Linked DNA regions of Homo sapiens: region 2 is linked to region 1. Evidence: chromatin loops called from intact Hi-C (ENCODE). Cell type or tissue: A673. All regions are shown on one strand. Links, peaks and the distances in the headings refer to the core of each region. The heading gives the core; the rest is flanking DNA. Region 1 has its middle 42 kb from the start of GAL. Region 2 overlaps PPP6R3 (protein phosphatase 6 regulatory subunit 3).

Region 1 (9,809 bases), core at 891-8,890:
TTGGCTGTTAACCTCTCACTGCTTTCCCCTCAATACAGAAGTGCCCTCAGCTGACGGAAATCACAGCCAATGATGACCTGATGCAGGCAATTAAAGGCCAGCCCTTTGCCTCAGCACGCTCCTAACCCCACAGTCATGGCCATGGCGCCACAGTCTTCCAAGCTCAAGGTGGGAGAATACAGAGGACAAGGCTGGCAGAGGAGCTGGAAATGTAGGGAAGAAATCCTGAAACAAGAGAGCTGTAGAAGGGGTGAGACCCAAATCTGAGTCTAAACTCTGCCCCAATCCTTGGATGGCCATCAAACTACAAACACGTATCAGAGACTTGAGGAAGCTTGGTGAAAAATGAGGGAGATATGAGAGAGGAGTCTACCCTGAAAGATATAAGAGGACTAGGTGATATTCGTGAGTTTTCTGCTCCTTTGAGTGCATGTATTCCCCAAATCATGCACAGCATGCATGGCAGAAAGTTGAATCCTTATTGGTTTGAGGTGTCAGAAGACAAAGTGTAGGGCTGGCTGAGCAGCTGGAAAATTAAGGGTGAACCCCCAAAGCAAGGGAACTACAGAGAGGGTGAGCTGCCAAATCTGAACATAAACTCTGCTCAAATCCTTGGCTAAATATTGAGCATACGGGTGCAAAGGGTTGGCTACAAAGACTACAGCTGGAAGTTGAAAAGCTGAGCAGAGACATCAGCCACTACACACTGTGGAGGAGGCAGACTCTACAGTTTCAGATCAAGCAAGTTAACTGCCTACTGGAACAAAACCCAACAATCTTCAGAAGAACATAACAGAATCCAAAGTTGCTACAAAATACTACCTACAATGTCCAGTTACCAACAAAAAATAACTAGACATACAAAGAAACAAGAATGTATGATCCATATTTAGGAAAAAGACAGTGAATAGAAGTGGATTCTGAATGGACCCAAAGGTTAGATTTCATAGACAAAGACTTCAAAGCTGCTATTTTAAATATGATCAGATAATTAAAGTAAAATATAGTCTTAATGAATAAACAGAGGGGAACCTCAACAAAGAAATGGAAGCTACAAAAAAGAATCAAATGGAAATTCTTCAAGCTGAAAATTAAAACAACAGAAATAAAAATTTCACTGGATAGGCTCAATAGCTTATTGGAGACAGTAGGAGAAAAAATCCATGACCTTGAAGATAGGTCAATAAAATGTATTTAATGCAAAGAACATAGAGAAAAAAGACTTCATTTTTTACCAAGAAAAAGAAATATATCCTGAGAGACCCACAAGACTGTATCAAGCAGTCCAACATGCATGTAATTGGAATCCCAGAAGGAGAGGAGAGAAGAAAAGAAAGGAAAAATACATATATTTGATGAAATAATGGCTTAAAATTTCCCAGATTTGATTAAAAACATTAACTTGAAGATTCGGGAAGCTCAGTGAACCTCAAGTCAGATAAAGCAAACAGACAAAAACCTCGACACATCGTAGACAAGCTACTAAAACCCAACGACAAACAGAGAAGCTTGAAAACTGCAAGAGAATAAAAACAATACATTATATACAGGGGAACAACAATATGTGCCTGGAGGAAAATGAAACAACATATGCAAAGTGCCGGAAGAAAATGAAAGCTGTCATCATGATTATTTCCAGTGAAACTGTTCTACAAAAATGAAAGCCAAAGAAAGACCTTTTCAGGTAAACAAAAGCTGGGAGAATTCTTTTCCAGCTGATTTTCACTGCAAGAGATGCTAAAGAAAGTATGCCGATACTTGATGTTTCAGTAACTACACTTTGTTTTTTTGTTTGTTTGTTTTGAGACAGAGTCTTGCTCTGTGGCCCAGGCTGAAGTGCAGCGGTCTAATCTTGGCTCACTGCAACCTTCACCTCCTGGGTTCAAGCGATTCTCCTGCTTCAGCCTCATGAGTAGCTGGGACTACAGGCTAATACCACCCCACCTGGCTAATGCTTGTATTTTTAGTAGCGATGGAGTTTTGCCATGTTGGCCAGGCTGGTCTTGAACTCCTGACCTCAAGTGATCCACCCGCCTCAGCTTCACAAAGTGCTGAGATTACAGGCATGAGCCACCATGCCCAGCTGTAACTACACTTTTTTTTTTTTTTTTTTGAGACAGAATCTCGCTCTGTCACCCAGGCTGGGGTGCAATGGCGCAATCTCAGCTCACTGCAACCTCTGCCTCCCAGGTTCAAGCAATTCTGCTGCCTCAGCCTCCCCGAGTAGCTGGGATTACAGGCACCTGCCACTACACCTGGCTAATTTTTGTATTTTTAGTAGAGATGGTGTTTCACCATATTGGCCAGGTTGGTCTCGAACTCCTAACCTCATGATCTGCCCACCCTGGCCTTCCAAAGTGCTGGGATTACAGGTGTGAGCCACTGCGCCTGGCCCACATTTTTAAGTAGTTACCACATTTCATGATTTCACATGGTTGGGCGGCTTCTGGGCTTTGTTTTGGGTCCCCTCCAGCCCTGCCGTCCTCCCCTAGGAACCCAGACGAACCACCTGCCGTGTGTTCTGTGCTCACCCCAGGCTCACACCATCATAGAATCTTCCGGAGGATGTGCCCTGTGCTCACTTGTTCTTTCTTTAATGAGACCACGTTTTACACACTTTCTGGAAAATGGCATTTTGTCTCTGATATCCAGTGACAACTGGGCAAGGGTTGAGACTATCCTTTATCCTACTTTGTATTCAAACCCCAGCTTCAAGCTGAGGAGTCATGCCTTTCCCTAATTCTGCAAAATTCAGGGCTAATATTTTTTCAAATACTGCTTCTCCATGGTCTTCTGGATCTCTCCTCAGACTGCGTAGCAGCCCTTCCCTCCTCTCAGAACTTTTTTCTCTTTATGCAGGGTTCTGGCTGAATTTCTCAGCACTGGCTTCCAATTCATCAGCTCTCCACCTATGTCTAGTCTAGAGTTTAGCCTGTCTATTGAGGCGCGTTTTTTATTTCAGTGACCATTTTTTATTTTCAAGATTTCTAATTGGTTCTTTTTAAGCTTTTTGTTTTCCTTCCTTCTTTCCTTCCTTCTTTCCTTCCTTCCTTCTTTCCTTCCTTCTTTCCTTCCTTCCTTCTTTCCTTCCTTCCTTCCTTTCCTTCCTTTCTTTCCTTCCTTCTTTCCTTACTTCCTTCCTTCTTTCCTTCCTTCCTTCTTTCCTTCCTTCCTTCCTTCTTTCCTTCCTTCCTTCCTTCTTTCCTTCCTTCCTTCTTTCCTTCCTTCCTTCTTTCCTTCCTTCTTTCCTTCCTTCCTTCTTTCCTTCCTTCCTTCCTTCTTTCCTTCCTTCCTGTTTGGGGAACCGTATCTTCAGTTCTAGGTTTCTTCATTTCTCTCCTTGAGCCTTCCAAGCACATTTATTTTAGTCTTTATCAGACTATTCTACAAAATTAATTTCATCTGCAGTGGATTCTAATTATTGACTGGATAACTTTGTGAACATTAGAATTCTGGGCGTGTTTTGGAACATCGGTTTGCAAGCTCTTCCGAGCTGGTATGACTTTTCTTTCTCTTCCCTGTTCTCATTGTTTCAGGATTGCTGCCCCCCTACCGCCTCACCCCTCCAGCTCCTGGTTCTTTGTCCCAGCCATCTCCTGTGGTACTGTGCTGTGTCTGCCTTGTGGAGACCCTGAGGATGTTCTGGATGGAGTTACCAAGCCCCCGACAGGCTGGTCCAGTTCCTGGCCTCCACAACGTGTGTGTCCTTTTGCCTCGGGAGACCAGCTGCTCCCTAAAGGCTGCAGCCCCCAGCAGAGTTTGGCCTGTTTTTCTGCCTGTTTCACAAGAGAGTGAGCCCCCCTGGCTCCAGCTGCCCACCTGCACGAAGCTCTGTTAATGGCTGGGACCTCCGTAGCACCTGGGCCCCCAGCCTGGTGCTGGGCCTGGGCTTCAGCTTCTCTCCAACTCCCATCTACTCCACATCTGGTCCTGGGAGATGTTTACTTTCCTTCTGAGCCCAGCAATGTCTTCTTAGTTTTCTCTTTGTCGAGGCCATGGATCATTCCTCCGGGCCATGTCGAATGTGCTGTGTTTATCTTGTCTGTGGAGACGAAGGGCCGAAGTGTGAATGCACAGCGCCACCTTAACCAGACGTTCAAATCATTCTTTTTAAAAGCTGCATAAAACTCCGCGGCATCCAGTGCTCCCCAGGCGGTGGGTGTTTTTGTTTCATGGTTTGATGGGTTTTTTTTGCCCGATGAATAACGCTGCTGTGCATCAGGGTGCATACAGCCTTAAATACCTGTATGCAGCTTTCAAAGCTGTTCTATAATGTCTCACTTTATTCTTTCCACATTTGCAGCTTTTTATCTTTGTATCTTATCTTTTTTCTGAGTTTCTTTTGGTATATTTTGTTGTTCTTTTTCCAGTTTCTTAAAATGAAGAGCTGTTACTCAAAAAAAAAAAAAAATTCTAGAACAAGGCAGGCATTGAGGTGAGCCACGTCTTCTGGCCCCCACTCTGCCGTGTGCTGTCTACTTTGTGAAGAAGTGTGCTTCTTCTTAATGCTTCCGAGAGAGTTGGTAGCTTTCATTTCATGGCAAAGATTATCAAGGAGTGTTTCTACATTTCCAAGAGGATTTCGGTCACTTTGAAAAAGAGAAGATCAATTTTACTGTGGTATGATTTTATTTATTTATCATTTACTTATTTTTAGGGTCAGGGTCTCGCTCTGTTGCCCAGGCTGGAGTGCAGTGGCATGATCACGACTCACTGCAGCCTCCGACTCCTGGGCACAAGCAATCCTCCCACCTCAGCCTCCCAAGTAGCTGGGACTACAGGCATGAGCCACCATGCCTGGCTGTGGTATGATTTACATCTGAGAAAACTAACCCATAGGTTGTAGGCAGGATAATGGCCCTCACCCAGATGTCTACATCCTAATTTCCCACTCCTTTTACATCTGTAAGATTTTGCTTTGTGTTCTAAGACCAGGTTTATTAGGTGTACACACATTTAGAACTGTTACATGGTCCAGGTGGACTGGCCCTCTTAATGCTGATGAAATGTCTGTATTTTACTCTGGTAACTCTTCTTCCCTCGCAGCCTCCTTTGGTGTCAGTAGTTAATAGTGCCACATCAGCTCTGCTCATTTAGCATCTTCGTGGCGTATGATTTCAGTCCCCTTCAGCCCTTCTGTGACTTTCTATGTGCGTGTCTCTTATAAGTAGCATACGATCGAATATAATATTTTACTCAATGTTACAATATTTGTTTTTAATTGGAGCATTTTGTCTATATATATATATTTTGAGATGGAGTCTCACTCTCACCCAGGCTGGAGTGCAGTGGTGCAATATGGGCTCACTGCAACCTCTGCCTCCTGGGTTCAAGCAATTCTCCTGTCTTAGCCTCCTGAGTATCTGGGATTACAGGTGCCCCTGCCACCACGCCTGGCTAATTTTGTATTTTTAGTAGAGACGGGGTTTTGCCATGTTGGCCAGGCTGGTCTTGAACTCCTGACCTCAGGTGATCTGCCCGCCTCAGCCTCCCAAAATGCTGGGATGACAGGTGTGAGCCACCATGCCCGGCCTCCATTTATATCTAATGAAGTGAATTCAGTTACACAGATGTGGGTCTGGACCCGCCGCCCACTGTCTCTGTGTTCTTTGCCCTCCTTCCCCTCATTTTTTGCCCTCTTTGATGTGCCGTGGAAATTCGCGGACGGCGTTGGCAGTGCGAAGCTTCGTTGGGGAGAAGGGTCGGGCAGGGATGCTGCAATCCACAACTCAGATCCGAGAAAGGCTCCCCGCCCAGCCAGGAGTGCAGGGTGAAGGCTGGCCAGCAGAACAGCCCCGTGCTGGCCTGAGATGGCTGGGCTTAGCACTTGGGGGGAGCGCCCCATAAGAGAGTGACCTTGGTCCTGCTGCCTTGCTCAGTCCCTGGCTGTGCTGAGCTGGGAAGGCAAACCCTGGGGGAGCTGGCAGCTGGGGGCTGCCCCTGACCACATGCCTCGCAGCTGCTGGGCAGAGCATCCTCTGTCTAAGGAGGTCTGATTCTACCCTGTGTCTGCCATTATCCGCCCTTGCACTGGCCGGATCCCCTTTTCCACACATGTGGGAAACCACCCTTCCAGGGCCCCTCTCTCTGTGTATTTAGAAGAGGGAAATTAATGGAAAAAATGACAGCCCCATAGCCAACTGCGTTCATCTGGGAACACAGTGGTCCCTCTTGTCCCCGCCTCTACTTTCTGTTCTAAATTGCCCTGGCGCTCAGCTGTCTCCTGTTGGCATCAGGTGCATCTGGTGGCTGGACCCAAGCCCTATGTTCCTGAAGACTGTGAGCCCCTGTGAGTCCCTGCTAACCATGCCCTTTTGGGGTCAGAGTTGCTATTCAGATCCATTTCCGGTCATAATCGGAAGAGGGGGTGCCAAGAAGCACCTGCCCACGTCGGGTGTCTGAGTCCCACATGTATTCCTCTCTGCCGCCTGCTCTCAGGTGACAGCAGCCCCCATGTCCCCCTGCTGCTCAGGGCCAGCCACCCCCACTAAGAGGGTGGCTCCTCTTACGGCTTGCTGGCTGGGCCAAAAGGAGCCTGCAGTACCCTGGTGGAAGCTACAGCTTGTAGTTCTGTCCTCTGGCAAGCAAACACCTCCTTTGGAACCAGAACCGCTAACCTTGCAGAGCCAAGACTGGGGAGATGGAAAACACAAACAGGGGTGACCAGGAGTGATGCTGAGTGGGCCGCCCTGCTCCCACCCCTCAGCTCCCAGACCTATGTGTGCTTTCTGCTGAGAACACAGTGCCATATGAAGGCCTCTGACTCAATGTCCCCATGCCATCCGGGATGACGGGGCCTGTAGTTACAGGGCATTGCTTCAGCTCTCCGTGTGGGAGGCCACTCCAACACCCAGCCAGTCCAGCAGCTTCCGAACAATGAGACGCAATGAGTAGATCCTAGGGACACAGACCCTTTCCCACATCTCCTTCACTGCAAAGTGGCTTCCCTGATCAGAAGTGATGTTGTGAGCCCTTCTACGCCGATGAACAGGACATTCCTTAAGCGCTTGGACAGTGATGCCAACTGAGGCCCTGGAGCCAGGAAAGACAAACTCCTACCTAGAAGAGATGTCTATTTTTGTGCAAACCACTGGCCTTTCCAGAATGAAAGAGGCCCAGTGGGTCCACTTGCTGTCAAGTGGCTGGTTGGTCTCCTGTGAACCTGGGCCACACTGGCAGTGGGATGCTGGTCTCCTGTTGCTGGCAGGTTGGACATTCAGATAAGAGAAGGAGCCAGATGGTTTTGGGAGGTTGCAGTCCACACTGTTGGCCTCATGCCTGCCCTCTGTCTCAGCTGTGGCCGCTCCGTCCATGTGCCTGTCTTTGTTGGGTTGGTGTAGCCACTAAGGCTGGCTCCCATCAGTGGGTTGAGTGATCTTGTCTGCCTGGTGGTTCAGTGCCTCTTCCATGGAAGATGCTTGGGCTGCAACAAAATGCAGCAGGACAACCCCCCAAAATAAAACACCTACAGCCCCAACCCAACAACTGATAGGCGATGTCTGGGAAGACTGTGACCCGTAGTACTCAGCCTATGAGGAAACGGGGGAGAGACCTGTGCACTAGGGGATAAATTGCTTGTTGAAACCGTGCTGGGTGTGCCTACTCATCAGACACCCGAGCTTACAAGACCATCATTAAGAGTCCCACTTCCGCTGTTCTCCGGGTCTCTTGAGTCCATCCTTTGGGTTTGGACAGGCGAGTTTGTTTCTCACACCTAGTCCCAGTCTTTGCTGTCTCATCCTCACAAGCAGCCCACCCCGAATTCTCTCTCTCAGGGTGTACTGTCTATTCGGCATCTAACTTTCAGAATATTCTTTTTCTTTTGCAATAAATTACTCTGTTACCTCTCCTCTGCTGTGTGTCTCTTGTTTAAATTATTTTAAACTAAGAAGATGAGAACCAAGGTCTCACAACAGCAACAATAGGAGACTCAAGATGCAGCAATTGAGACGGAGTCTTGCTCTGTCACCCAGGCTGGAGTGAAATGTCGGCTCACTGCAACCTCCATCTCCCAGGTTCAAGCGATTTTCCCGCCTCAGCCTCCTGAGAATCTGGGATTACAGGCACACACCACCATGCCCAGCTTTTTTTTTTTTTTTTTTTTTTTTTGTATTTTTAGTAGAGATGGGTTTTTTCCATGTTGGCCAGGCTGGTCTTGAACTCCTGGCCTCAGGTGATCCATCCACCTTGGCCTCCCAAAGTGGTGGGATTATAGGCATGAGCCACCATGCCTGGCCTAGCAATTGCCTTTTTATTCTATTTGTTAGAGACAGGGTCTTGCTCTGTTGCCCAGGCTGGAGTGCAGTTGTGTGATCACAGCTCAGTGCAGCCTGGAACCCCAGGGCTCAAGTGATCCAGCTTCAGCCCCGGGAGTAGCTGGGATGACAGGTGTGCATCACCACTTTCATGTGCGTCCATGTGAAGAGACCACCAAACAGGCTTTGTGTGAGCAATAAAGCTTTTAATCACCTGGGTGCAGGCGGGCTGAGTCCAAAAAGAGTCAGTGAAGGGAGATGGGGTGGGGCCGTTTTATAGGATTTGGGTAGGTAAAGGAAAATTACAGTCAAAGGGGGGTTGTTCTCTGGCGGGCAGGAGTGGGGGTCACAAGGTACTCAGTGGGGGAGGTTTTCAGCCAGGATGAGCCAGGAGAAGGAATTTCACAAGATAATGTCATCAGTTAAGGCAGGAACAGGCCATTTTCACTTCTTTTGTGGTGGAATGTCATCAGTTAAGGCGGGGCAGGGCATATTCACTTCTTTTGTGATTCTTCAGTTACTTCAGGCCACCTGAGCGTATGCGTGCAAGTCACAGGGGATGCCATGGCTTGGCTTGGGCTCAGAGGCCTGACATTCCTGCCTTCTTATATTAATAAGAAAAATAAAACAAAATAGTGTTGAAGTGTTGGGGCAGCAAAAATTTTTGGGGGGTGGAATGGAGAGAGAGAATGGGCGATGTTTCTCAGGGCTGCTTTGAGCGGGATTAGGGGCCGTGTGGGAACCTAGAGTGGGAGAGATGAAGCTGAAGGAAGATTTTGTGGTAAGGGGTGATATTGTGGGGTTGTTAGAAGGAACATTTGTCATTTAGAATTATTGGTGATGGCCTGGATACAGTTTTGTATGAATTGAGAAACTAAATGGAATAAGAGAAGGAGAAAAACAGGTATTAAAGGTCTAAGAATTGGGAGGACCTAGGACATCTGATTAGAGTGCCTAAGGAGATTCAGCATAGTCCTGTCAGCAAAGATTATTTATTTACTTCCAGAGTTAAGAGTGGCAGTTTGGGGATAGCACCAGGAGATATCAGCTGTGATGGCTTGGAGAAACAGTGTAAACCAGCAGTGTAAACAAGAGCAGGGCATGTATGAATAGTTGAGAACGGTGAATAGGAGTATGACTAGACAGAAGATAGTAGGGATGACAAGTTTTTTGGGGGCACAGTCTAAGTTGGTCTGGTGTCTGGAATGAGACTGGGGCCTAATAAAAAGGAGCGTCTATACAGGAGCTCAAATGGGCTGTACCTTGTAGCATTCTGAGGACAGGTCTGACTTCTGAGAAGGGAAAGTGGTAAAAGTATTGTCCAGTCCTTTTTAAGTTGGTGGCTGAGCTTGGTGAGTTGTGTTTTTAAAAGACCTTCAGTCTGTTCTACTTTTCCTGAAGACGGAGGACCGTAAGGGATATAAAGGTTTCACTGAATACTAAGAGCCTGAAAAACTGCTTGGCTGATTTGACTAATAAAGGCTGGTCTGTTATCAGACTGTATAGAGGTGGGAAGGCTAAACTGAGGAATTATGTCTGACAGAAGGGAAGAAA
Region 2 (9,809 bases), core at 580-8,579, 130 kb after region 1:
CAATGGGGACAAGTGAAATTTGATTAACTATGTTTGCATGTCCCCCAAAAGGACCTACTGCGCCACTTCTACCACTTCCTAGTAAATGCCAACTGAGCCAAAAGTCAAATATGCAAATTCAATCTCTAATCTTTAATAAAAACTTCTAAAGTGATGGAGATTAGGACTCAGAAAGACAAAAGTGGCTGACCAGAAGTCAAACGTCCTTTCGCTGGTATAAAACAAAAACAAACACACAGACAGAGTCCCGGTGCCCTGGAAGCAGTGGCCTGGGCGGCGAGTCTTTCTCTGCATGCTACTACTTCAGCTTACTAGGCCTGGCTGGTCATTGGCGCCCCTCTCAATAACCCCCTATAAGCTTAGAATCCCTTGAGTTCTGCAGATTTAAGATATACCAAAGCAGACTGAAGAGGCTGTCATTTAACTTCCTAAAAATACCACAGTACCACAGAATCATATTGTACCTAGCTCAGAGAGACTGGTCTCCACCTGGTTTGCTAAGACTCCAGGGTCTCACAATAGAACCACAGCTTTCCTTGATGTCATTAATGGAAGGAAACTCCTGCTAATCGTAATGGTCTTACCTTTCAAACCAAGTTTAAAAATTAAAAGAAATGTTTTCTTCTTTGTGGCTCCTTGCCCATTACAGGTTATCCTGGTAACAGTTTTCCTCCAATTTACTGCATTAGCAGATTAGCAGGAATACAGTGGGATATGGATATGAAACAAGCTCTCCTGTAAAAGAAAAAAAAAAGCAGATAATCACATATGTTCTCTTTTGGTGTGATGATAGCTGCCATTAAAGCATACTGGGTCAGGGTCTTGGGCCACACAGAACTATACCACAGGGAATTAAAAAGTTCTAGTTAATCACTAAAATTTTTCTATATGAACATAAGAAAAAAAGCACTGTCATCTCTCTACCTTAGCTTTTATCCTACCCTAAACAGTATCTCAGAAGTAAATACAGATGTCATAATAGCACTATCAATGAGTGAAGAAGAAAAATACATATTCTTACCTTTGTCTTCTGAAAACATCAATTCTATTCTTATCCAACATAGGGTCCACTATAAAGGCACCACACTTTTACTAAAAAATACTAAAATTTTACAATTTCCTTCCTTTAAATGCCCCCTGGCAGTCCACTTAATACGTTTTATCAGGAAGCGTGAGTAGAACATTAAGATCACTGAAGTTCTAGCTGTACTCAAATTCAGTCTCTAGTGTCAATTAACCAAACACTGCACATGAAAAGAATAGAAATTATCTTTCAAGGTATGCACTTCATATATAGCTTAATACTGTGGAAAATGACTTAAACTGTGGACATTGAACTAATTAGAATTCCTCTAAGTAGTGAAGCCTGACAGGGCCAAAAAAAAAGAAATCCTCTAAGAATGCAATCTACAAGGCATTTCCAAAACAATGCTGTTCATCTAATGCCTTTCCCCCATAAAACTCATACTACATTGTGATAGCAACATTTTCCCTCAAGTAAGATAATAAATAATGTTAAACATTTGTTAAAATCAATCAACAAAAATAACAGTAACAGGCCTCGGTGCAAATTAAAACGAGTATATTTAATTTTAAAAATAAAATATTTTACCAGTTAGGTGGTTTTTGACTATACACTGCAAAAAGTATAATCATCCAAATTTTTGCTTAAAATGAGAACAGACCATGTGGCTGTGCTGCTGGAGTCCTTAGACAAAACAGAAAGGTCCTGTATGGCAAATCCCTCTTCCCTCCAATTTAGGATCATGTATCACATCTAAAGTCCTATTTCCTTAATTTCCTCTCATCTGAAACAGTTCAACGTTTTTTTCCATTCATTTCACTGACATCTTTGAAGAATATGGGTTATGTGCTTCTGGCAGTAGTACTACATAAATGAAGCTTTGTTTCTCCTGGAGCATCACAGAAAGAGACAAGATGATGTCAATTTGCCCCATTATTGGTGATAATTTCAATCACTTGGTTAAAATTATATTTGCCAGATTTCTTCACTATAAACTGAGGATTTTCCTTTGTAATTAATTCATAATATGTAGAACAATACTTAAGAGACTATGTTCTTACAACGTTCATCCAGTAGTTTTAGTGCCAACTGGCAATTCTTGTCTGAATCAATTGATATTCAGTTATGAAAATGATGAGGTTTTTGAGGCTCTACTGTTCCTCCTGACATTCAAACTTCAGTGAGGGATGCTCCCTTCTCCCCACTTATTCTTTCCTTATGTCATCAGTATGGACTCATAGATTCGTATTTTATTAACTTTTTTTTTTTTTTTGAAGACAGGGTCTTGCTCTCTCGCCCAGGCTGGAGTGCAGTGGTGCAATCTCAGCTCACTGCAACCTCCACCTCCTGGGCTCAAGTGATCCTCCTGCCTCAGCCTCCTGAGTAGCTGGGATTAGAAGCAACCGCCAACATGCCTGCTTAATTTTTATATTTTTTGTAGAGACGGGATTTCACCATGTTGGCCAGGCTGGTCTCAAACTCCTGACCTCAAGTGATCCGTCCGCCTTGGCCTCCCAAAGTTCTGGGATTATAGGTGTGAGCCACTGTGCCTGGCCAATTAACATCATTATTCATTCTGATGTTCAAATTGTCCCACATTTGGCCAGTGGGAGCCCCTTCCTGCATGCTCTTGTGTGCTTTTCATAGTTCTCAAGCACTTCCTTATTTCCTCATGTAACATGTTCTGGATTTGTCTTATGCATTCTCTGTTCGGCTTTGAAATCTGCCATTTCTCCAAGGAGTCTTGGTTCCTTTTAGTGGGGGATGTAATTTAAAATGAAGGTCTTAGAGCAAAGTACGTTCATAGATACTGAGGCTGTCACTTCCTCTGTCCTTTTATAGCAAACAAAGCTGGGAAGGAATGTCAATTTCATATGCTCCAACTCTGTTGTGTATCCCTGACTTTTAAATATGAATGAAAACCAAGGATTACCAGACACCTCCAGAAAGCCTCTACCATAAAAAGCAGCAAAACAAACAGAAAAATGCAAGTTAGAGGAAAAGACCATCAGAAAACAGGAAAGAAAATTGAAAGCCTAAAATGGAACATTTTAGCAACGTTTTCCAACATCCAACCAACAGGGGTTCTAAAAAAAAAAAAAGAAAGAACAAAAAAACAGAAGAGAGGAAATCAGATAAATAATTCTCAAAACCGTTACTTAAAACAGACCCATACCAAGGAACATCACTGTTAAACGGCATGACCCTGGCACAAAGAAGAGCCTAGGTCTTCCATAACCAAAAATCTGAATAGTTTCAGATTTCTCAAGAACAGAAAACAAAAAAGTGAAGTAACACATCACATCCATTAGGATGGCTACTATAGGAAAAGAAGAAAAAAAAACAGGAAATAAGTGTCAATAAGGATGTGGAGAAACTGGAACTCTTGCGCACTATTGGTGGGAATGCAAAATGGTACAGCAGCTGTGGAAAAACCGTTAACATTCATTCCTCAAAAAATTAAAAATAGAATTACTATATGACCCAGCAAGTCCACTTATGGTTCTACACTCAAAAGAACTGAAGGCAGGGTCTTGAAAAGATATTTGTGTACCTGTGTTCATGGCAGCATTACTCACAACAGCTAAAACATGGAAGCAACCCAAGTGTCCATCAACAGATGAATGGGCAAGTGAAGTATGGTAGAGACGGAGTATCCCCTGTCCAAAATGCTTGAGACCAGAAGTATTTCAGATTTCAATTTTTTTGCATTTTTAAATATCTGCATATACATAATGAGATATCTTGGGATAGGGCCCAAATCTAAACATATAATTCAGTTGTGTTTAAAGTATACTTTATACATATATCCTAAAGGTAATTTTACACAATATTTTAAATTAACTGTGTATTGTGTGTCCATATTGTGACTGCAACCAGTCACATGAGGTCACATGTGTTGTATGAGGTCAGGTGTGGAAACTTCCACTTGTGGCATCGTGTTGGCACTCAAAAAGTTTCAGATTTTGAAGCATTTCGAAATTTCCAATTAGGGATGCTTTAACCTGTATATACATACAATGGAATATTATTCAGTCTTGAACAGGAAATTCTGATATACGCTACAATGTAGATGAACCATAAAGACGTGCCAAGTCAAATAAGCCAGTCACAAAAATGACAAAAATGTATTTTGAATAAAGGCAGAAGACTATGTAATTCCAACTTATTGGAGGTACTCAGAATAGTCAAAATCAGAGCCAGAAAGCAGAACAGGAGATGGAGGACGGTGCTGATTGCACAATGTTATGAAGGTATACTATTAACTGTACACTTAAAAAGGCTAAGATGGTAAATTTTTTAATATGTATTTTATTACAATAAAAAAATGATAATGGGGCAATGTCTAAAGAATTCTGAAGAGATCCGTTCTGGCTGAATGTCTGTCCTCCCTCTCTTCCACTCATATGTTGAAGTCCTAACTCCCAGCATGGTTATATTTGGAGAAAGGAAGTAATTACAGTTAAATGGAGTCACAAGGGTGGGACCCTGAATTGACAGGATTAGTGTCCTTATGAGACACCACGTGCACATGAACCCAAGGAAAGGCCATGTTGAGAAAGTCTGGGTCATAATCTCGAAAGACACAATCCTGAATGCCACAATCCCGAATGCTGAATGCTCATGTGCAGTGGATTCTAATTATTGACTGGATAACTTTGTGAACATTAGAATTCTGGGCGTGTTTTGGAACATCGGTTTGCAAGCTCTTCCGAGCTGGTATGACTTTTCTTTCTCTTCTCTATGTTCTCATTGTTTCAGGATTGCTGCCCCCCTACCGCCTCACCCCTCCAGCTCCTGGTTCTTTGTCCCAGCCATCTCCTGTGGTACTGTGCTGTGTCTGCCTTGTGGAGACCCTGAGGATGTTCTGGATGGAGTTACCAAGCCCCCGACAGGCTGGTCCAGTTCCTGGCCTCAACAAAGTATGTGTCCTTTTGCCTCAGGAGACCAGCTGCTCCCTAAAGGCTGCAGCCCCCAGCAGAGTTTGGCCTGTTTTTCTGCCTGTTTCACAAGAGAGTGAGCCCCCCTGGCTCCAGCTGCCCACCTGCACGAAGCTCTGTTAATGGCTGGGACCCCCGAAGCACCTGGGCCCCCAGCCTGTTGCTGGGCCTGGGCTTCAGCTTCTCTCCAACTCCCATCTACTCCACATCTGGTCCTGGGAGATGTTTTCTTTCCTTCTGAGCCTGAAAGATCAAAAGCCCTAAAGTCTAAAATCCTGAAAATTACAATCCCAAAAGATCAAAATCCCAAAAATATAATTCTGGAAAAAAATAATTTAAAAAAACTTTCAGAAGACATGTATTTCTATTTTCAAAGGGGGATTTCAGGCCAGGCATGGTGGCTCACTCCTGTAATCCCAGCACTTTGGGAGGCCAAGGCAGGTGGATCGCCTGAGGTCAGGAGTTCAAGACCAGCCTGGCCAACATGGCGAAACCCCGTCTCTACTAAAAATACAAAAATTAGCTGGGCGTGGCGGTGCACACCTGTAATCCCAGCTACTTGGGAGCCTGAGGCAGGAGAATCACTTGAACCTGGGAGACAGAAGTTGCAGTGAGCCGAGATCACACCACTGTACTCCAGCCTGGGCGTCAGAGCAAGACTCCGTCTCAAAAAATAAAAAATAAAGGGGGATTTGAGAAACATAAAAAAAATGAGAGAATACGTCATAGGTCACTTTACACAATAAAATAGGCAATAATCACATGCATATTTTTGCAAGGATACAAGGTATAATTCAAGTCTAATAATGACAGTCACATGGGTAGACTAACAGTCATGAGCAGACAAACTACATTCATAAAGAAATAGGTTAAAAAAAAAAGCAAAATGCATAAATGCATATAACAGCCAGCATGGTGGCTCAGGCTTGAGATCCCAGAGCTTTGGGAGGCTCTGACGGGTGGAATGCTTAAGGCCAGTTCAAGACCAGCTGGGCAACACAGTGAGATCCCACCCCTACAAAAAAAAAAGTTTTTTTCATTAGCTGGACTTTGGAGCAAGCACCTGCAGTCCTAGCTACTCAACAGGCTAAGGCAGGAGGGTCACTTAAGGCCCAGGAGTTTGAGGTTACAGAGAGATATGATCACGCCACTGCACTCCAGCCTGGGTGACAAAGCAAGACCTTGTTTCATTCATTCATTCGTACATACATTAAAATGCGTATAACTACGGGTGGTAATTGTATGCAATCAGCTTTACAACTGCAGTCATCTACAACCTATGTCTTTTGATGAGATCTACCAAAAACCACGATGGATCAACATCACATATGCAGTTGCTCAGAGAGCTAAGATCTTTAATTTTATCTTTCACAAATGCAGATATACAAAAAAGGACATCTCTTCATTTACTGAGGAAGTTTCAACTGTTTTACACATATGTACAACGCTTACACACAAAGTCAACACTAAAAATGTACTTTTGTGGAGTCAAATGTGCAAAAAACGCATAAAACAAAAACAATATATACAACTTATACCACCAGTATTGAATATGATGTGAAGACTAAATATATAGCATAGCAAACTGGCGCTATGTGTGAATGGGCAGAAGTCTTATAGGACTGAATAATTTGGCAGAAGAGATTTCTTGTAGTTTTTGTCTGTCTTCACTACGTCTATGATCTTCGAAACACCTGTTGCACTTGTATTTGAAGAGTGGTTGTGGTCTTCAAACTCTTTAAGTACATGCTGTCTGTTTCAAAGTCTGTTATGTCCAGCTGTTGCAATTAAGCAATTTTCTGCTTTCATAGCCCCAATAATAATTAACTTTAACATTTTTATCTTTCACCATTACGTAGCCTCATACACTTATCACAGCCTTTTTGCAAGGGAACAATTTCACAGATCTGTTCCATTGTGTTTTAAGAAACACAGTAAGAAGGAATATTTGACTTCCCCAATACCAGATTTGTATTAAGCTTCTCCAGCAAGACAGAACTGGTAAGATATGTATACAGATACATGAGAGGGGATTTATGCGGGGAATGAGCTCACACGATTATGGTGCTGGGAAGTCCCATGACAGGCAAGCTGAAGACCCCCGGGATGCCGGTAACGAGGTTCAATCCAAGTCCAAAGGGCCTGAGAACCAGGGACGCCAGTGGTCTCTAACTCAGTCCACAAAAGCCTCAGGACCCAAGGGGGCTGCTGGTGTATATCGTGGAGTCCAAAGGCTGGCAACCCTGGATTTCTCACATCCAAGGCAGCAGAAGAGTCTGGACCCTGGTTGATTGGATGGTACCTGCCAACACTGAGGGCAGATCTTCCCCGCAGCCCACTCAGACTCACGCATTAGTGAGTGAGGTATTATCAATTACAAAATAGGGATAATAACTAATAACAGGAATGGACAAGCACTTGTACAATGCCAGCACAAAAGGTTTGTAAGGGCAGACATTCATACCTGACGTTTTGTGATTAAGCAAGTGCGTTTAGATGCTGTTTGAGAATTTTTCCATCTCCTCTGAAAACACTCTCACAGACACACCCAAAACCTAATGTTTCACCAGGTTTCTAGGTACTCCTTAGTTAAGGTGTCATCTAAAACTGAGTCCACAAGTCCACCTATTGTCAACCTGGCACCCACACGCATCTCCTTAAACCATACTTAATTTACGAATAAAGACAATAACAAGGTAATAGTTCCGTCTAACGTGATGCAACTATCCTACGCACAACCAAAAACATACTGTCCCTTCCCCGGTAATTGGCTTTCAGGGCTTCAACACTCAGGATTTTAATCTTTTGTGATTTTCAGGATTTTAGAGATTATGATCTTTAAGGATTTTGATCTTCAGGGATTCTGATCTTTAGGTATTCCAACATTTGGGATTATGGTGCTCCAGACTGTGTCATCTGGTATGATGATTGGCACCACATGTGAGAAGAGATGGTGTCTCTAAACCAGAAAGAGGCCACTCTCTAGAAACCAAATTGTCAAGAAGCTTGATCTTGAACTTCTAGCTTACAGAATGTGAGAAAATAAATTTCTGTTGTTTAAGCCACCCAGCCTATGATATTTTGTTATGGCAACCCTGAGCAGACTAATATAGAAGGAAAACTATTTCCAATCCAAAAGCATATACACAGTCAAACTTTATCAACCACGAGTACACAGAAAGACACACAGTCTCAACAGGTCTAGCTCCTATACACCTTTCTCACTGAAAACTACTGGCAACTATGCTCCACTAAAACTAAGGAGAGCAACAAGGTAACACAGAACACAGGAATAGGAGATCCAATGGGGAGAAAGAGGTAAAAAGAACCCCCAAGGTCACAGAATGGGAGAGCCAGCAGTCCAAACTAGAAAGATTCCTTCAAAAGGATAAAGATGAGGGAAGATCTGAATATGTAACTGGCTAAAAGTCTGAGGCTAAATTAGTGATAAGTACATTTAAAAAACACACACACACACACACACACACACGGCTGGGCGCAGTGGCTCATGCCTGTAATCCCAGCACTTTGGGAGGCCGAGGCGGGTGGATCATCTGAAGTCAGGAGTTTAAGACCAGCCTGGCAAACATGGCGAAACCCCGTCTCTGCTAAAAATACAAAAATTAGCCAGGTGTGGTGGCACACACCTGTAATCCCAGCTACTCAGGAAGCTGAGGCAGGGGAATCACTTGAACCCAGGAGGCAGAGGTTGCCATGAGCTGAGATCGCGACACTGCACTCCAGCCTGGGCAACAGGGTGAGACTCCAACTCAAAACACACACACACACACACACACACACACACACTCTAACACAGTAACACATTTCCAGAGGAAACCAAAAGTTGTTTAGGAAAGGAAAGTATTTGTAATTTATACCATTTAACAGCTATAAATAGTATACATGGGCCGGGCGCGGTGGCTCATGCCTGTAATCCCAGCACTTTGGGAGGCCAAGGCGGGCGGATCACAAGGTCAGGAGTTTGAGACCAGCCTTACCAACATGGCGAAACCCCGTCTCTACTAAAAATACAAAAATTAGCCGGACGTGGTGGCGCGTGCCTTAATCCCAGCTACTCAGGAGGCTAAGGCAGGAGATTCGCTTGAACCCGGGAGGCAGAGGTTGCAGTGAGCTGAGATCACACCATTGCACTCCAGCCTGGGCGACAGAGCGAGACTCCGCCTCAAAAAAAAAAAAAAAGTATGCATGGTCGTAATGTAGTATACGTGGTTGTAATGAAAAAACTAAATAGTGATTTAACCAAAATGTTAACAAACCTCTATTGGGTGGATAGGGAAGAGAGAAAACAGGGATGAAGGTGCAGTAAAGGAGAGAAGAGAGAGCCAATCCTTATCTTCCATGTCAGAAAATCAATAGACACTGGTTAGAACTAAAAAAATCAGAAAGTATACACACAAGTATGAACCCTTCAAATACAGTCTTCAGACATATGGAGGTAAATAAGTATTTTTAACTGGTTAAAACAGTCCAAAGTATTACACTATCTCCAGGAAAGGGAAAAAAAGAGAGTGGGATACTTAAGGACTCCTGTTTGTCTTACCCAATCTAGAATAGTTGACTCCAAAATATGGACATATAAAGCTTTAGTTTAAAGAAAAACCTAGAAGTTTTTAAGAAAAAATGCTGGGGCTCATGCCTATAATCACAACATTTTGAGAGACCAAGGCAGGAGGATCACCTGAGCCCAGGAGTTCGAGACCAGCCTGGGTAACATGGCAAGACCCCATTCTCTACAAAAATTTTAAAAATCAGCCAAGCATGGTAGCACACGCCTGTGGTCCCAGCTACTCGAGAGGCTGAGACAGGAAGATCACTTGCCCAGG

The links. Peaks named below come from ENCODE experiments on the same cell type or tissue, not always from the same donor. Only the 100,000 strongest peaks of a DNase experiment are listed, where the experiment ranks them.
Region 2: a loop joins it to region 1, with 38 times the contacts of the local background. A loop is called at or near these places in 4 of 110 quality-filtered maps.

Annotation. Positions count from the first base shown.
Region 1 is chr11:68,638,035-68,647,843 of GRCh38, reverse strand. No RefSeq gene overlaps it. Among named protein-coding and RNA genes, the nearest start is that of GAL, 42 kb to the left of the region's middle. In A673, for the core only: a CTCF peak has its summit at 4,091; a DNase peak (open chromatin) is centred at 4,073; H3K27me3 peaks cover 624 bases.
Region 2 is chr11:68,510,427-68,520,235 of GRCh38, reverse strand. It overlaps PPP6R3 (protein phosphatase 6 regulatory subunit 3), which reads right to left. Exons shown (of 24, transcript NM_001164161.2): 2 at 585-735. Among named protein-coding and RNA genes, the nearest start is that of PPP6R3, 55 kb to the right of the region's middle. RefSeq lists enhancers at 8,219-8,796, 8,797-9,375. In A673, for the core only: no CTCF peak of the experiment used is centred there; no DNase peak of the experiment used is centred there; H3K27ac peaks cover 503 bases.